Linked DNA regions of Mus musculus: region 2 is linked to region 1. The links are chromatin loops, found by intact Hi-C in ENCODE. Cell type or tissue: left cerebral cortex. All regions are shown on one strand. Links, peaks and the distances in the headings refer to the core of each region. The heading gives the core; the rest is flanking DNA.

Region 1 (8,337 bases), core at 116-8,115:
GAGCAGCACGCAATAAACACAAGCTGTCCCAGATTATTTTTTATAAGTAATCTGCTTTTAAGAAATGAAATACATATGGTAGCTTGTAGCCTTGAGATTTGCTTAAACTTAGGACAGGAACTCAAGAGGTTTGTGTGTGTGTGTGTGTGTGTGTGTGTGTGCGCGCGCGAGCGTGTGTGTAATGGAGTTAGAGGCAAGCTGGATTTTACATAGATCCCCATGCTTGCCTGCCCAAGCCCTGGCTGCTTAGAATCCTGACCACAATGACCTGCTTCCTTTTAAGATACTGGAAGTCAGTCCCTTTGCTTAGCTCATGTGCTGTTGTTTGGCTTGTACATTTTTTTTTTTTTTAAATCTCCGTTACTTACTCGGGACCATTTGCAGTAGGATTTCTTCCCCAAATGCATCCTTCAATCTCTTTCTTATTTTCTGCCTCGACTGTAACATTGGTTGGCCTGCTCTGCCTGCTAAAAGTTCAAAGACTCCAATTTGGGCCTAGAACCCAGACATGTATGGTCAACAGTTTTCCACTGTGGCCTTGGCTGCAGCCTACTGTGGTGTGTCAGGCCCTGTGCTTGCTGGACCAGAGGGAATTCACTCTCCAAGTTACCCCACAGCGGGCCCCATTCTAGAGGAGCAAACACAGAGGTCCTCTTGTGAGAGAAGTCACCAGTGCGTGCAGCTTAACGGAGAGAGGCGCCCCCCAGGCCTCTTCCTCACTTTGCCTGCCATGTTTGGATTCTGGACCGTTCTGCATTGTATTTTAAGGAGCCCGACTCCTTCCTGTAGACTCTGTCTTGGCATGGTTTATACATGGGCTCGGTTTAATCCATCCCAGATTTATCCAACCCAGATGAGTGCTAATTAGTTTTTTCTGCATTTGAGGTAGCCTGCTCCTAGCCTCTCAGTGTTGTCATGAATAATTGAGAGCTGCTGGCTCACCGAGCCACCCTGCTACAGAAGCCACTGCCCAGCCCCCAGGAGGCTGGCTTCACTGCAGCCAGAATGACAGAGTTCCATCTGGCGAGCCCAGTGCCACATGAAGCTTAGTACGTGGGCATTAGGAAAGAAACCTGTGTGCATCGGGATGCACAGATGTGCCCTGTGTCAGAGTAAAAATCAAAGCTTCCTTCAAACCACTGGAGTCTGTCTGTAGCGTTTCTTCCAGAAAACCGGCTTCTCACTTATACTTCATTATACAGTGAAGTCCCAATGCCTCTCCTTATGTCTCCAAACTGAAGATCAAACAGTTGGCATGATTAAAGGCTGCCATAAATTACAAATTTGGAAGCTGCATCTTGTTTTTAAAAAATTGTGTGTATGTGTGCGTGTGCACCATAGCATGTATGTCGAGGCCAGAGGAATTTCGTGTGAATTCGTTCTCTCCTACCATGTGTGTCCCAGGGATCGGACTCCAGCTGTCTAGGTTGGCAGCAAGCATCCCAGTCAGCATGTCTTTTTAAAAATTAATTTTCAGCCCTTCCTGGATGGCATTCTCTTACTTGAACGGTATGTATAAAACCAGAGCTATCCTACAATTAGAAAACTAATAACTTTTTGTTTATAACTAGTTTGATTTTTTTTAATGTTTTGTTTTGTGTGCAAAAAGACTCAGTGCGCCTTAGCTCGGGAATCCAATGTCAAAGCTGTTTTGTGGGGTTGTGAGGTTTGCAGCTGTTTGGGGGTTGTAAGGAATTGCAAGTGTGTGCCACTCCTTCTGGGAGTACAGTCTTCACCCTTCCACCTCCTACCCCCAAAACATACACACAAAGACTTTGCTCAGAGTCAGTTAGTGAGGTGCCCTGAGCCCAGGTGCAGGATCCCTGGAGATTGGCCCATAAACTCAGAGACAGCCCTCCCTCCCCACCCCTAGCTTTCTGTCTTCCAGAGAGAGGGCTGGGTGAGGGAGGGAGGGAGGGAGAGAGGGAGGGAGGGAGGGCGGGCTGGGTGAGCAAGGGTTGGGGGAGAGGGGGAGGGAGGGAGGGAGGGACGGAGGGAGGGAGGGCGGGCTGGGTGTTGGTTCTGTGCTTTCTCACTGATGGCATTTTGCTTCTGCACAAACACATCTTGCAAAAGAAACACATCTTTCTTTTAAACTTGTGCCTTTGTTCCAAAACAAACACAAACAAACAAACAAACAAACAACCTCCAAAACCAAACCAAACCGAAACAAAAAAGCCCTGTCTACTTTAAAGACGGTATAGCTGAATAAGACAGCTACCCCTTTCAGTTTTAATAATTCTTTTGTATCAACAAGTGGCTCCTTTTATTTCTTTATATATAAGTTAAATGTTATAAAATGAGAATGGAGATCACCTTTTGTGTCTATTCGTCAGGAAAATCTATGTGAGTTGGTTCAGTGGAGAGGTGTGAGATCTGTAGTGTTGGTTAAACCGACCCTCTGCTGCTTGCTTACTGTATCATGTCCATGAGATATACTGCCCACTTTCCATAGGGGAGCTTGTAGGCTTTGTTCGGTTACACTTTCCTATTATGTATTTTGTGCTTGACAGTGTCAATAAGACAGCTGCAATTAAACAAGGCCAGGATTTATTTTATAGGCTGTTATTTAACTAAAAGATTAGAGAGGGAAGGGTGGTTATTTTCATATGCTCTGCACACAGAATGCGTTTGTCCGCTTGCCTGCTTTGCAAGCAGGGAAAGTCTGTTTACATTTTTTGTGGGTATGTTTTATGGGATCTAAGAGTACGGGCTGAATGTTTACTGTAGCAGTCAGATGTTGGGTTTGGTGTCGACCGACACGGGCTAGACTCTCCAGGTGTGCACTGTAGGATGAAGTGGCTGCCACACAGTCCTGCAGGTGTGAACTGTGCAGCAAAGTCACACAGGGAACCAGAGAACCTTTGCTGTTACATTGCTTGCAGGTAGAAATGTTAATATTTTGGACACGTTGGGCTAAATGCAGTATCAGTTGCTGTTAAGAACATAATGTATGATTGTTACAAACATTTAATTACATATTTGCATTGTGTCTCAGTCTCATGGCATGGCTATAAATAGCTATAAGCACTACAGTGTTTTTAGCCCCTTCGACCTTATTTATCAAATTACCTAATTGTATGCCTGGTTTTTCTCTTAAAGAGGCTTGCGCTTTCTGGAAACATTAATTGTTAATGTCTGACATTAAAATTTCCTTTAGAGCTACTTCAAAGGTTTGTTCATCTCTAAGAGGTTTCATTATAAAAAGTTGGTTTAAGTTCAGTATGTATGTGAAGGGGGCGTTCTTCCTAAGGGTGAGCGCCATCTTGTGGAATGTGACAACTATAGCAGTTTATTCTGTTTTTCTCGACTGACTGCGTAGTAGACATTTGGGGGTCCGGTGGAGAAAGAAAAAGAAAATCCCTTTTTCTTTGGGACAGAAAGTCTCTTCTCTGCCGTGTCTTCTCTTGGAACTGTCTCATCCCAGTTTTCGGATGAATCTCCTCCTGTAGAGATGTTAAAATGCCAGGTTTTCATTTGAATTTTTGTTTTCCTTTCAAAATTAAGGTTTAAAAAATATATTATAAAAATGAGGGTTCTACATTTCTGCAGTTTTCCTATGAGAAACTCAGGGGTTTAAATATTATTAATTCATACAAGTAATTTTCCTTAGATAACTGTGAACAGGTACTGTATAAAAAAAGTCATGTTACTTTTTTTTTTTCCCAAGGACTGATTTTAGAGCTAGTTATATTTTAAATGTATGTAATTCCAGCATTGGAGATGCTGCGACAGGAGGATTTCTGCAAGCGCAGGTTCAGCCTGGATTGCTTAGTGGGACCCTGTTTTAGCAGAAAACAACACAAACCGAAAGTAACAGTGTCATTTTGCAGACATGGCTTTTGAAAGGAGACATGGCCCGAAGGCTTCTGATTGTGGGTCTCTTGTTTCTTGTCCTTGTACAGTTATGTTATATGGACACACAAAGATTAATTACTCAATTCCTACCTCTTCAACACCCCATTTCCTATTCAGAGCTTGTCAAAATAACTACTGGACTACTGAGGTCTTAAAGTGGACAACAATAGGTCTCTCGTGATTTGGATTACTTCAGTCCAGATCAATAAAAGTATGATATCGAGGCGGCTCGCTAACAATTCCCCCAAAGCCTTTATCACCTTCCCAAGAGGAGGTCAGAGCAGTTGTGAGTACCTGTAAGGGATGGCTCAGCTGCTTATCTCTCAGGGTGTCCGACCTGGCCTCCCACTTCTAAAATTGTACCTGACTTGTGCCTCCGACCTTCTTTGAGTCCTCCCTAAAATTCAAGAGAGCATTCTGGCGGAAAATACAACACAAATATCAGGGTTTGATGAAAGACTAGAAAAACGAAGGCACTGGACAGCCAGCCCCGCCCTCAGGGAGGGAACAGTGTCCGAGTCAGGCCATAGCAAAAGGAGCCCTTTCTTCCCCAAGCAGGAAAGGACTGAAATAAGTGTTTCATTCTTAGGAAAACATCATCAACTGCTTAATAATTAAAGTATACTCATAAGCGTCTCTGTGGTGACAGACTGTTAGAGCGCTGTGTTTAATATTGCATTTACTGCTCTCGTTGTTTATTAAATAAATTCCTTGATGAGGTGAAAAAAAAATCTCTTTATTCTTTCTCCAATTCATCTTTTAGATCTACGGTATTTGTTTTTGCTCATGGTTGTTTGGTTCTTGTTGGCATCAGCAGAAGTCTGTTTTCTGTGGCGTTCAGTCCAATAAGAACTTTTGTGGAGAGGGTCTCCATTCAGTATTGTGACCAAAGGTGACAGCTGCCTTCGGCTTGTGTAGGGAGCTCAGGGGATCTTCCAGACAGCCGTCTGCGCCAGATCTCATTCCTGCTGGTTTTGTTTTCCCACTTGAGGAACAAAGCAGGGAACTGGAAAACCCCCGTGGATTAGCAGCAAGCACAGTCCCTGGAGAGCAGGGACCCACCTGTCCTCCTGAGCTGTAAACAATCAGCTTTGTGTGTGGGTCCTAGTCCAGGCAGGTACTGGGTACTAGAGCACAAGTTAACTCTGCCCCATGTCAACATGAGGGCTTCAGGGACAACAGGCTGTGGGTCCCCTCCGCACTGTGCTCTGGCACCATAGAGATGTAGAGCCCTAGTCTACTCTAGCGAGGGGTTGGGTTGAGTGGATGTACCCGCTGTCGTTCTTCCTTGAACCAGGAAGCAGCATCGTTGCTTGGGCAGCACTAGACTCCAGTCGTTCAGAGGTTTCCTGGGAGGGAATGCTAGTTGACATCCTGCTCATAGTCCCTGGAGAGTGATGGTTTTAATGCACCCGAGGGATGGGGAGGAAGGTTTTCTGTCTCCACCATTTCCCAGGAAACTGATTGAAACAGAGCGGTGCGGCTTGTTGAGATAATATCATGAAAAATTCAAAGGTCGGAAGACAACTGAGTGGCAATCACAGGGTTTTGCACAATGAGGCTTTCGAGAGGCTCAGCTACAGGTTTGGCGTGCTTGGTGACGTGTCTTTCGGCCTTGGAAACATAGCTAGCATCTCAGAGAAGGGACCCCTGCTTTGGAGTGACAGGAACATGACTGGAAAAGCATCAGCTTGCTGGGCTCACTGCCGAGGCCCTGAGGTAGAAGGGTTGGCATGTGTTCTAATCCCCACTTAGGCTCAGGCTGAGGGCCGGGTGTCCCCCAAACCCAGGAAAGACTGAGGCTACTTGAGGCTGCAATGGAGACAGGGTGTGAAGCCAAGGCGTGCAGCTGTGAGACTGTTGGAGCTGAGCTCTTGTGCTGGGCAGAGCTTCCCTTCAGCTGTCCCGTGAAGACCAAGGTCTCCAACCCAGTTCCATATGGTTTGCATCACTGGCAAGTCAAGAATGGTTTCTCTTTGGGCAAGTCTATGAAAAGGTACCACGGTGTACAAGGCCCCAAAGGTGGAAAATTGAAGTTCAAGTATTGGTTCTGTCCCTGGCTAGATGTGTCACCCTGGAATATTTTCTTCCTCTGAGAGTTGTCAACTGCACATCTGCAAGAAAGCCATCAGACCTGCATTACAGAGCTGTGTGGAAGACTAAGTGAAATGTTAAATGTAATAAGTCCCACATTGTACTTGAGGTGCTGCAACTACCCAGGAAATAGTTGCGTTCCTATTCGGTGTCTGATGCCATATAAAGACTAGTACCTGCTTATACCAGATAATTGTTTGCTAATTTGTTCTGAGACATGGCCCCATGTGGTCCAGGCCGGAACTGGCTGTGTACCTGAGGTGACTTCTGCCTTCTGATTCTTTTGTCTCCATCTCTAAGTGCTGTGATTTAGATGTGTGCCACCTTACCTGGCTCGTGCAGTGCAGGGGACTGAACTCAGGACTTTGTGTTAGAAGAGTACTTCCCAACTGAACTACATTTCCAGGATATATTTTACTGATTTTTATGGTGCTGAGGTTCAAAACCAGTGCCTCGTATATGTTGAGCCTTATCACTGAGCCACACCCTCTGGTGTGTAGCTGCCCGAGCTCCATTATCAGGGCTCTGCCCCATGAGAACAGATGCAGATCTATGATAAAGGAAGGCAGCATTAAACTGATGGCCCAGTGACCAAACCCCATTGATACGTCTGAAGCCCCGACTACGTGCATGCTACCTTTGTAAATCATTACAGAACTATAATGGGGTGTGTGCTGTTTAGTAGTGAAGAGACAGGGTCAAAGAGATGAGGTAGCTCATGGCCATCTAAGTTCTGGACTAAGGCAGGACTGACATAGATTCGTTTGAAATCAGTTTATGTTTTTCCACTTTCACACACTACATTTTAAAAAAATTTTATTTATTTAATGTTTGAGTGCTCTGCTGCATATATATCCACCTGCCCAAAGAGGGCGTCAGATTTCCCTATAGATGGTTATGAGCCACCATGTGGTTGCTGGGAACTGAATCCAGGACCTCTGGAAGAGCAGCCGGTACTCTTAACCGCTGAGCCATCTCACCAGTCCCCCAGTGTGTTTGTTTTTTTAAAAGAGAGATTTATTTTTGCACGTGTATGTGTGTGTCATGTGCATGTAGTTTCTGTTTGTGTTCTCATACATGTGTAGGTCAGAGATTGACACTGTGGGGGAGGGTCTTCATCCATTGTTCTTTAAGTCAACTGAGGCTTGATCTCTCAATGCAATGGATGGTGTCTCAATTGAACCCAGAGTTTGCTCATGGCTAGTTCAGCCATCCAGCTTGCTCTGGGGATCCATGTGACACCCCTCCCCCATCCCCCCCCAAGTCTCTGTCTTCTGGGAGGCCGGTGGGGATAAAGGGCACTTGCTGCATATGCTTTTATGTGGGGTTTGAGGATACAAATTTGCAACCTCATGCTTGCATGTCAAGTGCTTTACCCACTGAGCCATCCTCCAGCCATCAAGGAGAGAGGTGATGAGGGAAGACTGTAATCGTCATTTCAAAACACACTGGGTCCATGAGTCCACTTACATCTTCATAGAACAACGTGTGGTTCTTTCGCCTTTCTTGTAGGTTGGGTTTGCCGGTGTCCTAGTTAATTTCCTCCTTGCTGTGACAAAGCACCTGGTAGAAGGAAAGACTGGCTCACAGTTTTAGAACGGACACAGTCCATCATGATGGGAAGACGCGGCAGGCGATAGGAGTGTGAGGAAGCTGGCCATACTTTGTGTGCAGTCAGGAAGCAGAGAGAAGGGGAAGTGGGGCTACTCCTAGTATTTGAAGACTTACTCCTAGTGATAGATACACTTCTTCCAGTGAAGCTCCACGGCCTCCCGGGACAGCGCCATAAGCAAAAGAACAAGTAGTCAAACACGCCAGTCCAGCTCAGTGGCTCTCAGCCTTCCGGATGCTGCGACCCTTTCACACAGTCCCTCATGCTGTGGTGACCCACAACCACACAATTATTTTTGTTGCTACTTCATATCTGTAATTTTGCTAACTGTTATAGTAAAGTGTAAATATCCAGTATTCAGATGGCCTCAGACAACCCCTGTGAGGGTGTCATTTGACACCCTCTCCAAGGGGTTGTGACCCATACATTGAGAACCACTGGTCTAGAGGGAAGCATTTCTCAACCTGAGAAAAACAGGAAGTTTGGGAGAGTGGTCTTGGGAAAGGAAAAAGGAAAAGCAGGTTGAAAATGGGGGAGAGGCCAGGTTACAGGACAGTTCCATCCTACCCTGGGACTCTGGGACTGGGTTTGTTCATCATAGAACCCAGGACTTCGAGTGCAGTCTGAACTCTTAACCACCCGCAGAGCATCAGCCATTGGTGGGTACAAGAGTGGCGTGAGAGGAAGGGTCATGGACTCTGGCAGCTGCTCTCTTCAGATGCTAGGTCTCTTCCTGGGGAGACTGAGGACAGAGAGGTGAGACAGGCAGTTGG
Region 2 (8,337 bases), core at 140-8,139, 73 kb before region 1:
TAAGTGCATCGCAATAGTGTTTATTCTCAACACCAAATAGAGACAAGCAAAGTTAATAGCACAAACTTGCAAATCTTGAGCTAGAACAATGCCCATCTCACGCTTATAGACCGGGACACTGAAACCCCTATCTATCTTCTTTCACCTTTCCCCTTTTGTTATTCTGAGATAGGGTCTCTCTGTGCAGCACTGGCTGTCCTGGAACTCAGTCTGTAGACCAGGCTGCTCCCACCCTCAGAGTGTGTTGCCTCCCTCCCTCCCTCCCACATGCTGTGATTACAACAGGTTTGGCTCACCACGCCAGGCTTCACCAGCTTTGGTTTATTTTTGTTTTGAAACATAAAAAAACACATATAAATGTAAGGTTTTTAAAATAAATATAAGTTTTGCACCTTTACTGTTCCAAACACTTCATCTTTAATGTGGCCACCTCCAAATTCTTTCTTCAGAGTCGCTCTTGTTGCCGCATACAGCATTTTCTGACGTACCTATGCAATTGTGAAGGTTTTAGATGTTAACAGTATTAATTTTATAAAATATACCATTATAAAAGCACGGATGTATTAAAATCTTCAGTACTTAAACAGATCAGGCTGACACTGACAGCTGTAAAATGGGTGTCTAAACCATTAATAACCGTTACGGTAGGTCTTAAATTATGTAGGATGCTTGTTTAAAATACAAAATAAGCTCCTGGCTTTACAAAGTACAAAACTGGCTGTTAGAATAAAGAATAGCCTAAAGTACTGTTTGAAACTACGAGGGGGATCAATACAAAGCAGCCTTTGCCGTGCTATTTGACTCAAAGCTACTGGGTAAGCATCACGTGTTCCTGGGCTCGGGATGGCGGATGCTGCTGGGGGAGCAACACTGGGATGGACATGTGCTCGATTAGTGAGGAGCCGGAGAAGCTCTCAGGGGTCACGATTAATTAGCACAAACGATTTCATAATTCCAAACAGGGAAATCTGCTATTTCTTCCAGACAGAATGAAAATCAGGTAATCTTTTCAGAATATCTAGATGGTATTAAAAAGTCAGCTTCTTATCATAAACCCCAGATTCTTTAAAATACCGAGCAACATTCACATCCAATTCCACCTTTTGCTGTATTTCCGTCTACTATCAGATGTTTGTGTGTTTGGGGGGAAAGATTATCCCTCTATGGGAAAAGACTGCCGCTTCTAACCCTTCCTTTAGCCTGAAAATACTTCATTAAAAAAAAATTCTTCCTAGCATTTAACGCCAAACAAACAAACAAACAAACAAACAAGCAAACCAAAACTACAAAAAAATTACTCACATGAGAATGATCTGGAGACCATGCAATGAATATCCATTCATATCCCTGGGCATTCTGAGAGTCTAACCTGAATAATACATAGCACGGCTGCTTGTCCTCCAGCAGGGGCAAGACAAAGGAGTCGTAGTCCTGTTCCCAGGAGTCTGAAGGTGGACTACAGGAGCCAACCACCAGTTGCTCTATGAAAGGAGAATTTGAAACAGATGAATGCAGTGTCGTATCGGACGCTAAACTAATGAAGACAAGAAGAGTGACGTAGGTCTCAACTCCTATAGTAACAGTGCAGTTAAATGTTCAAGTAGAGGTCAAGCAGAGTTCTATTTGTTAAAATGTTGAAAATGATCACATATAGAGATATAAAATTTTATACCATATATACAACTTCATTTATGACTCAAAACTGTAATTCTTGAAATTAATTATTAAATTATAAAGAACTACAAAGCAAGCTTCAGCTCCTACTAACAACACTACTCGGTTTAACTGTTGCCTGAACACAAACTACAACTGCGAGTCGCCACACGCTTCAAGTGCTGTCTTGTAGAACTATGTAAGATTATGAAGGGTGTTTTCCCAGGCAGCTGTCTGTCCCCACAGACAGACATGCACTTCAGCACGACACAGCAACAGGGCAAACCCACGACAGCTTCCACCTTCCCCGTAAGAGAACACGCCGTGGTACAGTCACATAAAAATACTGTTTGTGTTTTAAAGTCATCATATGCTAGCAACACAAATCCACCAGAAATCCCAGAAATAAAGATCAAGAATATAACAATATGCACTTTATATGAACTTAAAAACAGCATTATGTGCTAAAGATGATGGATTTTATATATGTGTGTGTGTGTGTCTCTATCTATCTTTCCAACTGTAGATGCTCCACGAAAAGAAAAGTACAGCTGTCAAAGCTGTCCTTCATTAGAGAGACAGTAACAGTTAACAAGGTCTGGAACAAACTATAAAGTACTAGGTCATTAAGTTAAGAGGTGGGTATTTATGTTTCCATTCTCTGAAACTTACTAGTTTAACAATTTTCTCAAGATTAAAAAAACAATTGGAAAATATTTAAGAAATAGAAATTTTCTTCCTAAAGTATGAATTAGATACATTTTATCTTTCCATTTTGCTTACTGACCGTCACAATTTTAGCTGCTTTGAAGTATATACATTTGTTCCTACAGACTTTAAGATTTCCTAAACTAGTTTCACAGTTAAATATATAAGCAGAAAATGGAAAACAAACTTAGTTTATTTCCAGTTTATGAAAAAAAACAAGTTATTTTTCCAAAACAAAATGTCTTAGGGTATTTGAGGCCAACAGAATATTTTCAGCACATTCATTTCAACATCGAGTTATTAACAGTTTCTTCAAATCCATCTCCTATCAGATATAGCCACTCAGCCAGTTTCCCTGTTCATAAAATTAACATTAAGGAGTCAATTTATAATTTGCCATTTTCTCAGAACGTTTGCAAACAAGAAAGGATCTCTGTATGATCCAATCAAGCAATAAACAAACAAGTATCTCAAATGTTTCTACTTCAAAACACAGCTCATTGAACAACTCACAAAATAATTAGTTTTGTTTTCAATAAATGCCCAGCTACTGATTTTCATTCTAGAAGCACTGACATTAGACATAGATTGTGCTGCAGAAAAACACACAACAGGTGAAGCCTCCACACCAGAAAGCACCTGCTGTCTCCGCAATGGCCGCCCCCAGTTTAAAAGGAAAACAGGCTGAAAGGCAAGCTCTGAACTTGCTTCATGCTGATTAATAGTTCAAATTACTCATAAGGCTTGGAAACCTGAAACTGTAACAGCTAACCCTCCAGGGGCACAGAGTATCTTAAAACTGTTAACTAACCATTTTCGATAGATATTTTCAGAAGTCTGTATTTCCCGTTTCTGGCTCGGGCAAAGATCTCTTTGACATCTTCGCTTGCTGTGGAAAATGATAAAGGGAAAAAGTGTTTAAACCTAGAAGTAGTTTAGTTTGTATTCACCTAAAGAAAACATAAATTAAAGAAACATGTGGAGCATACAGGCCCTTCTTATTGTTACTATAAAACAGAAGCATAAAATACCGGCCTTGGCGAGGAGCAAAAACTAAATACTAGCATTTAGAAGTACAGGAACTTCAACATTTTAGCCACAGAACTCAGTAGCAGAAGTAACACTAGGGTGAATGCTTTCAGTCAAACCCAGTAACAGACAAATTGCTCCATGTTTGAAAATGTTAACAAGTTGCTTCTAATAGTCCAATTTTAAGTTTGTGATGTGTGCTCCTTCATCAAATCATGTCCTGTATCTGTCCATCAAGAACAACAGGATCAAATCTCATATACTGATTAAAGAAAAAACCTGTAAAATACACTAGATCTTACATTTTTCTTGCATCTCTTTGTAAAAAGTTATAGAAGCCACCCAGGAAATAAACATTTAATAACCTATCCCTTGTGTAGTCATCATTGCTTCAAATTCGGTCTTGTGTTGTTGATTGCCAAGCAAGACTAATATTTATGTCTTGTTATATAAAAGGCTCAAACATTAAACAATAATTTTGATATATTTAAATGTCATAAGTAACACGGGGGAGATTAAGTGTTGTTAGATCGGAGACTATTTTTGCCTGCATGTGCACAGAATTAAGTGGTAGTGTCAAAAACCCTTAAAACACAAAACAAGTTATTAAGTGGTCACCCGGGGGAAAGGCTCGGTTAACTATTACGGGAAGTGCTCTAGTTTATATTAGAACTCGTTAAATAACCCCGGGATATATTATTTGATTCCGTAGGAGGTTGAGTACGTCCAAGTTGCCTATTTTCCAACCAGGAAATAATAAACGGCGAGTAAGATACACAAGTAAACTGCACATTCGACTGTCTCCACGGGGTTCATGAGGTGCAGCTACACAGATCAGACTTTGCAGCTGCCTGGGGTGCAAGCATCCAAAGATGGAAAAACACTCCCTACTCGGGATTTCTCCGGAAGGAAGGCACACCCGCGTTCTGAGAGAAAAATCCGGGGAGTTCGGGAGGCAGCCTACAGCGGTGGGAGCTGTTTGGTTTTCAAACGATCTGAGTGCTGGAGCAATCTCCTTTGGCGGGTCCCGAGGAAAAAGTCGCTCGGCTGGCCGGCGGCAGGAGCCCAGCCAGCTTCGGTCTTCCTGCTCTCGGCACGGGGGCCGGGATGCAGCGGGGTCGCCCGGGACATCCTCACATCCTCGGTTCTCTGGCAGCCACCACCGGCCTGTTACGTGGCGGCCGCCGGGGAGGGCCGCGAGGGACACAGTCGGGGCCGTCGCACCCAGAGCAGCTCCAATGCCGTGCGCGCCTCCAGCGTTCCGGCCCGCAGCCTCCCGGGAGCCCCTGCCCCGTGGCGCCGTTACCTTGGATGCCTGTCTGGTGGGACATGGCGGCGGCCCCAGGCTCCCGGCTCCGGCGCAGGGTGCGGTAGCGGCCCCGGCCGGCGGATCCAGGAAGTAGCGGCTCCGCCTGTGCGTCATCGGCCCGCGACTCTCAGCCCCGCCCCCAGCACCAGCCCCGCTCTCCAGCGCGACATAGACCCCGCCTAGGATCCCGCCCCCTGTTCTTTCACTGGCTACTTTCATTGTCGTCACAAGCCCCGCCCCTTAAGCCATTGGCCATGCCCTTTCCCGGCAATCACCCCCCCTTGCCCCCCCCCCCCCCCCCCCCGCTGCTGTTTCTGTCCAGGATGCACCTTCTGGCAGTGGGCTGTGTGTCTATCACACGCCGCAGCGACACACCTCATCAAAATGCTTTAGAGGGAAAAATGGCCATTTTCCGAAACAAACGCTTTCTACATGAAAGACATATCCTTTGCTGTAAAGAAAAGACCATTTTAAGGCGAAAGATAAAACAGTTAAACATTTGCAAAGCAAGATGGGGCTCAAGACCACTCCTGGCCCACTTTAAAATAAGAGACTGTAGAGTTCTCCATTATTTTCCCCGTGATTTGAATCTCAAGCTGTTCACTTTTCAATTGGTCACTATCACACAAAACCACTGTTCTCACCTCAAAAAAGAGAAAAAAAAGTCTATTCTGAAATCAAATATGTGCCCTATCAGGCGGGGAGGAGGCACTAATTCAGGTGACACCCCATCCCAAATATCATGTTTCAACTTGGTAACAGACTTATGAATTTTTTTTTTAGTACCAGAACAAAAGAAAATCACAAATCATCTTTAAAATATATTTGGTGGGGACATGGGGCTATACCCAAAGTGGCGAAATTTCTGCTACTGGTTCAGATATTATCTGAAGAGGGCATCTTTAACCTTTCAATGGGAGAAGCTAAGTGGTCTGTACATTTCCAAGGATGGACTCAGAAGTGGCTAGTAACTGGGATGGCCCAAGATAATTCAGCTTAGGACCTACACCACAGTCCTACACAATCAGGCACTTCTAATCAGCTAGGCAACCTTTTTGAGTCTTGAACAGGTTTGGGGTGGCTTTTTTTTTTTTCTGGAAATTTCAGCTCATAGCACTTTAAGAGACCTCATTGTCCTTTCTCTGGTTCCCCCAAAGAACTGAGTGTGAAACCACTGAGCCATTGAGCTGACCTGAATATCTCTCTGTGGTCAGCTCTACCCTTGGAAACCATTAACAGAGCTTTGCTTTAGGTTAGCCTTTGATTGCTTCAAGTCAAATGTGTGTTCGTAGTTACCTGGATGCAATACATTTGTATGGAAACAGCAGACAGGAGTTACCGTTCTTTCTCACTGTACACTTTTATCGGCATGCATTCCCCTGTGAAAGTTTATTCTATTGTTTATTTTTATGTATGTTTTCTAAGTAGAACTCTAGCTCTAGATTTTAAAGCCTTGGACTAATAAATATATTTATTTTTTTATATTCAAACTCGATTCAGGCAAATGACATAATGACAAGGTATGGAGTCCCTCTTCGAGTATAAAGCATTTTAAATAAGCCACTAAATAGGCCTGCAACTGCTTTTCTTTGTGGAGACCATAAGGGAAAAAAAAATGCTGTGTGCTGGTGCTTGTGATCTCAACTCGGTTCCTTTAACAGATCTTCACACCATGGATTAGCCCCATAAAATCTGGGTTTGGGGACTTCCTTGGGAGGTGTTCCATTCCAACACGGTCTTCCCAGCGGCGTAATGGTCCAGCCTGATTTACCAGTTTTAACTGAACTGTTGTTGCACAAGGGGAAAATTGTAGGGTTTGCTTGCAGGGTTTTTAGCTGATTCATGTCCTGTTGATTACAGAAGCTGACACTACTTAAAAAAAAATACTGATGACACTTAAAAATTTTTTTTTCCTATATCCATGCTTAGAAAGGACCATTGTGTGTTTAGCCTGAGAAGAAGAAAGCCCAATTAGGTTTGGTTCCTGCATGTCATCCCCCAGCAAGTCCTTGCCTTTTCTTTCTGCAGACTCGGTCGTTTATGTAAAATTTACAAGGGTCGGAGACCTCAACAGAGTCCTGATATCGCCTCCTCTTTATATGTTGTTGTTGTGTTACTGAGACAGGGTTTCTCAGCGTAGTCCTGGCTGACCTGGAGCTTGCTCTGTAGACCAGTCTGGCCCTGGAACTCACAGAGTTCCTTCTGTCTCTCTGTCTCCAGAGTGCTGGAATTAAAGCATGCACTACCCCCTGAGGCCTCTCATAGTATTTTTAATCCTAAGGAGAGACAATTGTGAGACTTCTCTTTCTTGAACCTCTTAGGCTTTTCAGCTTCTATTACCCTTCCCCATTCTCAAAAAAAAAAAAAAAAAAAAAAAAAAAAAATCCCACATTTGTTTTTTAATATCATGAAACATTGCAACATTAACAAGCACATTTACCAAATTATTTGGAGGCTCACAGTTGAGTCCAGTGACATCAGGCTAGACTGGGAACATTTGTTCTTCTCAGAACCTTACAAATGTGTCCGATGAGCCTGATTGCCTGCAGGACTGTTCAGGGAGAGTGGAGACGGAGAAGTGTTGACAAAAGGACACCCTCCTTGTGTGGAAAGGAGGAACAGATGCTCAAAAGCCTGCATTGCAACCTTGTGTGCAAGGAGAATCAGGAAGCCATAAACTCACAGTGAGTGCCTCTCTCCTACAAGAAGACAACTCTATGGTTGTCATTTCCCACTAATGGCCACTTTCCTTTCCTCCACTTTACATTTAAGCAAGGCTCAAAGGCAGAAAGCTTCCAGGCTCTCTTCTTTTTCCTTTCAGTGTCTGTGGGTCAGGTGAACGATGGAGAGTTAGCCATCTGTCCCCCAGACCTCCCCCCTCCTGAAGCTGCTTGTGGACATAACTGTGACTCAAAAACCATAGCTCTCCTTTTTCTTGTCTGTCTTGGCAATGGCTGAAATTTACAACTCGCATGCCCTGTTATTCTTCTCTCAAACTCTAATAAGATGTTCCTTGAACTTCCTTCTAAGTCTATTTCAAAACACTTTTACTGTTTAGACTGAAACATCCTTGGGAAGTAATTTAGTTGTAAAAAAGAATAAATTGCTTCTTTAAGCCGAGTTTCAAATTCCTAGGAAAAGGTGTGTGCAAAGGTGCCTGGGCCAGACTGCTGCTTTCCCCAGGCCACAAAAGCAGGAAGGCCATGAAAGCAGAGAGGGATCTCACCCTTGGAAGACAGACTTAGGATCTGGTATAGCTGGTAGTTAGAACTAAGCATTTAAAGTCACAAACCCAAATGTGTGCAGGTCTGCTCTATTTAAAAGAGGTATCTACTGTTCAGCTCTGGCTCACTGATGCCCCAGTGGGACTTCAGGCTCAGGATAACAGGTCTGGTTTCCAAATGTCAGAAATTAGACTTTCTTCAAAACACAAACAAACAAACCTCCACTTCAATTTTAAAAGCATAAAAAAGCAAAAGATCCATATGTATAATATATATGTATATGTGTGTATATACATATACACACATAAAAATGTATATGTCATATTTGTCTGTTGACCAATTGGTGTGTATATGCCATACACACACACATATGTATGTCATGTATATAAATATTACCATATATGTATGTATACA

What was found. Peaks named below come from ENCODE experiments on the same cell type or tissue, not always from the same donor. Only the 100,000 strongest peaks of a DNase experiment are listed, where the experiment ranks them.
Region 2: it touches region 1 in a loop (2.9-fold over the local background); 3 of 42 quality-filtered maps call a loop at or near these places.

Annotation. Positions count from the first base shown.
Region 1 is chr15:94,658,349-94,666,685 of GRCm38, forward strand. All of the region lies in intron 2 of Tmem117 (transmembrane protein 117), which reads left to right. Among named protein-coding and RNA genes, the nearest start is that of Gm25546, 19 kb to the right of the region's middle. In left cerebral cortex, for the core only: a CTCF peak has its summit at 3,268 (motif pointing left); DNase peaks (open chromatin) are centred at 988 and 3,248.
Region 2 is chr15:94,585,056-94,593,392 of GRCm38, forward strand. Twf1 (twinfilin actin binding protein 1) reads right to left here and starts at 4,769. Exons shown (of 9, transcript NM_008971.4): 1 at 4,697-4,769; 2 at 3,173-3,250; 3 at 1,303-1,481; 4 at 393-488. The coding sequence starts at 4,721. In left cerebral cortex, for the core only: a CTCF peak has its summit at 4,751; a DNase peak (open chromatin) is centred at 4,851; H3K4me3 peaks cover 1,736 bases; H3K27ac peaks cover 916 bases.